2 separate regions of the Homo sapiens genome follow, and region 2 is linked to region 1. Evidence: read pairs that join two places in POLR2A ChIA-PET (ENCODE). Cell type or tissue: PC-9. All regions are shown on one strand. Each heading gives the region's core, and the rest is flanking DNA. Links, peaks and the distances in the headings are about the cores only. Region 1 has its middle 70 kb from the start of MAGI3. Region 2 overlaps MAGI3 (membrane associated guanylate kinase, WW and PDZ domain containing 3).

The links. ChIA-PET counts read pairs that join two places held together with the same protein. Peaks named below come from ENCODE experiments on the same cell type or tissue, not always from the same donor. Only the 100,000 strongest peaks of a DNase experiment are listed, where the experiment ranks them.
Region 2: POLR2A ChIA-PET joins it to region 1 with 5 read pairs; 4 of 35 experiments call an interaction of 5 or more read pairs at or near these places.

Annotation. Positions count from the first base shown.
Region 1 is chr1:113,319,008-113,321,939 of GRCh38, reverse strand. No RefSeq gene overlaps it. Among named protein-coding and RNA genes, the nearest start is that of MAGI3, 70 kb to the left of the region's middle. In PC-9, for the core only: no CTCF peak of the experiment used is centred there; DNase peaks (open chromatin) are centred at 469 and 1,459; H3K4me3 peaks cover 507 bases; H3K27ac peaks cover 818 bases.
Region 2 is chr1:113,401,681-113,404,612 of GRCh38, reverse strand. All of the region lies in intron 1 of MAGI3 (membrane associated guanylate kinase, WW and PDZ domain containing 3), which reads right to left. Among named protein-coding and RNA genes, the nearest start is that of MAGI3, 13 kb to the right of the region's middle. In PC-9, for the core only: no CTCF peak of the experiment used is centred there; no DNase peak of the experiment used is centred there.

The DNA of each region.
Region 1 (2,932 bases), core at 300-2,799:
TGGGTAGTAAAGACTTCACAGATGGGAAGCTTGCTTTCTACTTCTTAAGTAGGTCTTTCTATTGCCTAATTGTGAACATTTGGCAGTTTCTTTAAACTACACTCTTAATTGGGAGGTCAAGTATAGAGGTCATTATCACTTTGTAAAGAAAAAAAATTGTTCCAAGTTTCTGAGTACATTACTATCTAATATTTTCCTATAGATAAAGAGTGTATGCCATTGGCAATACCTATGAGTTAGCTTAGCAGTTGCTTAACAAAGTCATCTTGATAATTTTAAGAATGATATATGGGGTTAAGAATCAAATGTTTGAAGCTCAAGGGAAGATCTTTTTCCTGGCAATACACGTGGACCAAGGGTAATAGAAACAAGTACAGTAACTTAGCAGCCAAAAGAGGTTGATCCAGCTCTCTGGCTTCTTCTGAAGAGGCAAACAGGTCATATGTTTGGAGAAGTGAAGGAATTGCATACCTAAATAGACTATTACATTTCTTTTAATGAATGACAGGAATGTTTGTACAAGATACAAACCAATCTTAGTTATCCAACAAAAGGCAGCAAGAGCTTCAAGTCTACCATGCAAATCCCTGGAATTTGATTTGCAAGTAATTCTTATTCTCTCACACGAGGGCATTGGAAGAACAACAGTGCTGAGCAAGAGCAGAAATTCTTCATAAGAATTCTAAGAAAGAGAGAAAAGGGGAGTTTCTTACGTAACAATAGGTGTGAGAACAGAGAAAAGGGGGGCAAGAGGGTCACTATAGGCACCACTGATACTTATGGTGAGCTAATGCCATGCTGCTAGCTTTCCAGAAAGCAGAGACTCCCTTTCCCTTTGCCTCTACTAACAACAATATCAGATGAACTTCTATTTTGAAAAATGCTATCATTAGGCATTAGGACCAATTATGAGGAATGGATTTTTAAAAATTGAAATTCATTTTCATCTCTGAATCTACACACAGACACACAGACATACACACACACAAACACACACAAGCAGCTTAGACAATTATTCAGACAATTCAGACAAAAATCTCAAAATCTGTTACTTGTTCTTTATCTCCTCTAATTATCAATACTGATCATATCAACTAGACAGGCCATTGCTCTCCTCTCTTCTCTCTATTTTGTGTTCTTTGTGTAGAAGCATAATATTAATAAATAGATTGAAATCCTAACGCAGTATTCACTGCTGGTTTCAGGGGTTGCCTGGGGTCATCATTTGGGCAATACTCCAAAATTATTAGTTCCCTCTGGATTTTTAGTGATATAGCAACCTAATCAATTTTAAATAGTTTTATAGAATATTAATATCAGTGTTGCATAAGAACCTTTACTTCTGAAGCTTAGCTTTTAAAAATTCTTCCTAGAGCACCCTTCTTCAAACATATGTAGGCTAAAAGCTATTTGATATGTGACTGATCATTTATGTATACACACCCATGTTTACCCAGTGCTTCTGAATCACTTATGACTAATTAATCTAGTTAACCATTACAGGCTGCATAGCAAGTGATACTACAAATACCACCTTGTATTTTTTTACATAACAGAGGCAGAGCACTGGCAAAGGAGTTGTAAAAAACACTTCACCAAGCAACCTGGGACAGGCTGCTGGACATCTCTGAGCTTCTGTTTTTTTCTATCTACAAAATGGAAATATGTATGTATTTCCATTTTATCTAACTATATGTTTGTACCATTAACCTTTCCCACTCCCTGCCTACATTATTCTTTCCAGCCTCTGGTAACCATCATTCTACTCTCCATCTCCAGGAGTTCAATAGTTTTAATTTCTAGCTCCCACAAATAAGTGAGAACATGCAAAGTTTGTCTTTCTGTGCCTGGTTTATTTCACTTAACATAATGATCTCCAGTTCCATCCATATTGTTGAAAATGACAGGATAAATATGTATGTATTTCCATTTTATAGATACATATATATGTATTTCAATTTTATAAATATATAAATACATATGTAATATATATATATATCCTACTAGATGAAATTATTTTAAGATCATGATTCTGAATGGACTAATTACAAATGGATAGCACAGACAGGATTATTATTATACTATTATAGAATACCTTGCTTTATATTAGACCCTAGACTTCCTTGGAACAATTCTATGTCTGGCAAAAAGCATGGTCATTATTCAGTAATGGTCTTAGTAAGAAAATATTGAGTCAATAATTATGAATACCAAGATTCAATTTTTAAAAAAATTTTTTATTTTTAACTTTTCTGCTTATATAGTAGGTATATATATTTATGGGGTACATGAGATATTTTGTTACAGGCATACAATGCATAATAATCACATCAGGGTAAATGGAATATCCATCATCTCAAGCATTTATCCCTTTTTTGTAACAATCCATTTATACTCTTTTAGTTATTCAAAAATATACAATAAATTATTGTTGAGTGTAGTTATTCTATTGTGCTATCAAATACTAGATCTTATTCATTCTATCTAACTACATTTTTGTAACCACTATCCTTCCCCCTTCCCTCACCCGACTACCCTTCCCAGCTTCTGGTAACCACCATTCTACCCTCTATCTCCATGAGTCCAGTGGTTTTTATTTTTTGCTCCCACAAATTGGTGAGAACTTGCAAAGCTTGTATTTCTGTGCCTGGCTTATTTCACTTAACATAAGACTTCCAGTTCCATCCATGTTGTTGCAAATGACAGGAAGTCATCCTTTTTTTATCACTGAATAGTACTCCATTTTGTATAAGTACCATTTTTTTTATTATACTTTAAGTTCTAGGGTACATGTGCACAACGTGCAGGTTTGTTACATAGGTATACATGTGCCATGTTGGTTTGCTGCACCCATCAACTCATCATTTACATTAGGTATTTCTCCTAACGCTATCCCTCCCCCAGCCCCCCAGCCCCCAATAGGCCCTGGTGT
Region 2 (2,932 bases), core at 134-2,633, 83 kb before region 1:
CATAGTCAACTGTGATAACAGTGAAAAGGGAGCTGGGAAGATATGCACAGTAGCAAACCACTATATAGTGTTTCTACCATACAGATATAGTAGATATAAAGAAATTCAAAAGCATAGATAATTGTAAAATGTGGGCAAATAATTAGGAAATAATTTGTTTTGAGTATTTATCTTTGTTTTTATTAAATTATTATGCAACTTAATTCTTAAAAATGGCTGTTTGACAACTCACAAAATTCTTGAAAATTTAACAATTGGTCTTGCAAAAGAATACAGCCAACTCACTTCAAAACCTCTCAGCTGAAGCTCCCACCCTTAATTGGAAATTCTTTCCTTTTTGTCTTAGTTCAAAAGACAATAAGCCCCACTCATCTTTTTAAGCTACAGAAATCACAGGTTGCTGACCAGCCAATAAACTGGTTGCTTTGGGTGAGGTGCTCTCCCTGCCTGTGGCTTGCAGGGGAGGTTGACGTCAAATGATATCAAACATAGATGTCTCAGCAGCAGTTATGGGAGGTGGGAGAGATACAAGCTAACCTAGGACAAAAAGTTACTACAGATGTTAAAATCCCTTGGCCCTATGATTATTCCAACTACAGGCCATTATGAAAAGAGAAGCTCACAGAAATGACAATGAGCCATCAAGAATGGGCTAAATTGTAATTAATATACTATGTTTAAGAAGATGAGTGCCTGGGAAAGGATCAGCTATCACTCAGCGACTTCCTCCTTGTAGTATGCCTTCCTGAAACGCAGAAGTTGGAAAACTAAAAACTGTCTTTTCCAGACTCCTTTATAGCTAGTATTCTGGATGCAAATCTGATTCCACCATTAAGATGCAGGACACAAGATATGGAAGGCAGAAGTAAAGCAGAGCCCCATTGGCCTGTAGCTTTCAGCAGCTTTCAGCTTGTACACAAGGTCATGAACATGTCAGTATCCAGTCTCCAGCTTTGAACTAAAACAAAAAAGAGAGAATTTTCAATTAAGGAGTAGAACCGTCAGCTAGGAGGTTTTACAGTGATGCAATGGAGTTGGCTGTACTCTCTTGCAAGGCCAATTATTAAATTTTTATGAATTTCACAAATCAGTTGTCAAACACAGCCACTATTAAGAATTTAGTTGCATAAAATTACAATTAAATTATATTAAAAACATAATTAATCATTTTCTAATTATTTTAGAGACAATGGCAAAGGCAGCAGGGACCAGATTCATCATAACAGCATCTAGTCACCAGTTCACGAGCATCAAGGAGAAGCTGTCACAGCAATGGCCAGATCCTACATTCCAGACTTCCAGCAGTTACAATGTTAACAGCAGTGGCTGCCCTGATCACCTGGATCACAGCTACAGTAGCATTTTCTTGCCACTGTTTCAGTAGCAACCTCCTGATTGCCACTTTCCTGACTCAAGCAGAGGTGGCAGCTCCCACTGTGGACTGTTTCAAGGTGTCCTGGAAATCATTCTCAGAGGCTCAGTCTAGAGCCCAGCCCTCCAGCCCTTTCAAAAGATTCCCTAAGCAATTAATTCCCTGCATTATATCCCCTTCTGTTTCCTGCACTGAACCCTGACTGATATTGCAAAGGAGTATGTGGTAAATGGATTGCAGAAAGATTTTTTCATGTCCACATTCATGCTGTTCTTCCACTGACCTACAAAGAGCCCAAGCAAGACTCCATCATTCCCATTAGTCTACCTAACAAACATAGTTTCCCCAGAACTGCCACCTCAATCCCCTTTCTTCAGTTTTGCCTCACAGGGAATACCTTGTCCTCTGCTGTGGCCAGCTTTACGTGGCCTGAGACATCTTCTTGTCCCGCACCCAGCAAGAGCACAATCCCTCTTCTCAGTTATGCCATCACTGCAGCCGAACAAGCTTGAGGACAGTGAGCCAAAGGTATCCTTGACAGTTCATCTCCCACAACCCTGAGTGTCCTCTTGCCCTAAAATTTATCTTCCCCCAATGCATCCCCTAGTCACTCAAGGAAAAAAATAAAAGCACAGCTGACTCTAAATCAGACTTGTAGCATCAGCCCCACAGAGAGAGCAAGAAACAGTGTTAGCAGTCTACCATATAGCAGGAACTATTCAGAAACATTTTACTGAAAGCATTGTGAAGAATCTCCGATAGGAAAAATGATTTTTCAAAGCTAAAGCTAAAGTAACTAACCAAAATAAATACTTAACTATTCAGCTATTATACCAGCTAACAATTTTGACTGTGTAAATCTTAATCATAAGTTACACCATTATAAAGGCTTAAAATGCCCTGAAAATCCATGGCATATAATGATTAAAATTCTTTCCTGTGCTGCAGGTTCGGGGATACCACTGCCTCTAACCACATTCATGCACACTGATGGCCTAACAAACTGAGTCTAGCACATTACACTTAGTTCCAAGAGAATGCAGATTTCATAAAGAAACAGAATATGTTTAACAGGTCCTTTTTTCGCCAATTTTCTACACAAATTCTTATGCCAGAAACTAGAACAATGAAAGGAACTAAACAATCTGAGTTCTAGTCTCTGCTCTACCATGCTTATGCTATGACTTCTGCCATTGCTAAGCCTCGAATTGTTTATCCATATACTAAGATTGGATTGCTGTGTTTCCTTCCACTCAAGTGACTGACTTTAGCCCAGAGAGAAAACATAACAGCGTAAACACTTAAAGAATAAGAGGTTCCAACAATCCACAACCTGCTTTACCTGCCTCTTCAAAGGATCCATCTTAGGTGTGCAATACTCGAAGTCTAGAAGGAGAAAGGTCTACTTAAATGCAATGAGTTATTCTTTTACCTAGCTTAGCTAAATTTTATTCAAGCAAAGTGTACTTTTGTGAGAAGGGTCTGCATACTTATAAAAGATCCCTAATTCTAAAGTACGTTCCTTTCTACATTCACCAGAACATTTTCTAGGCTCTCAGT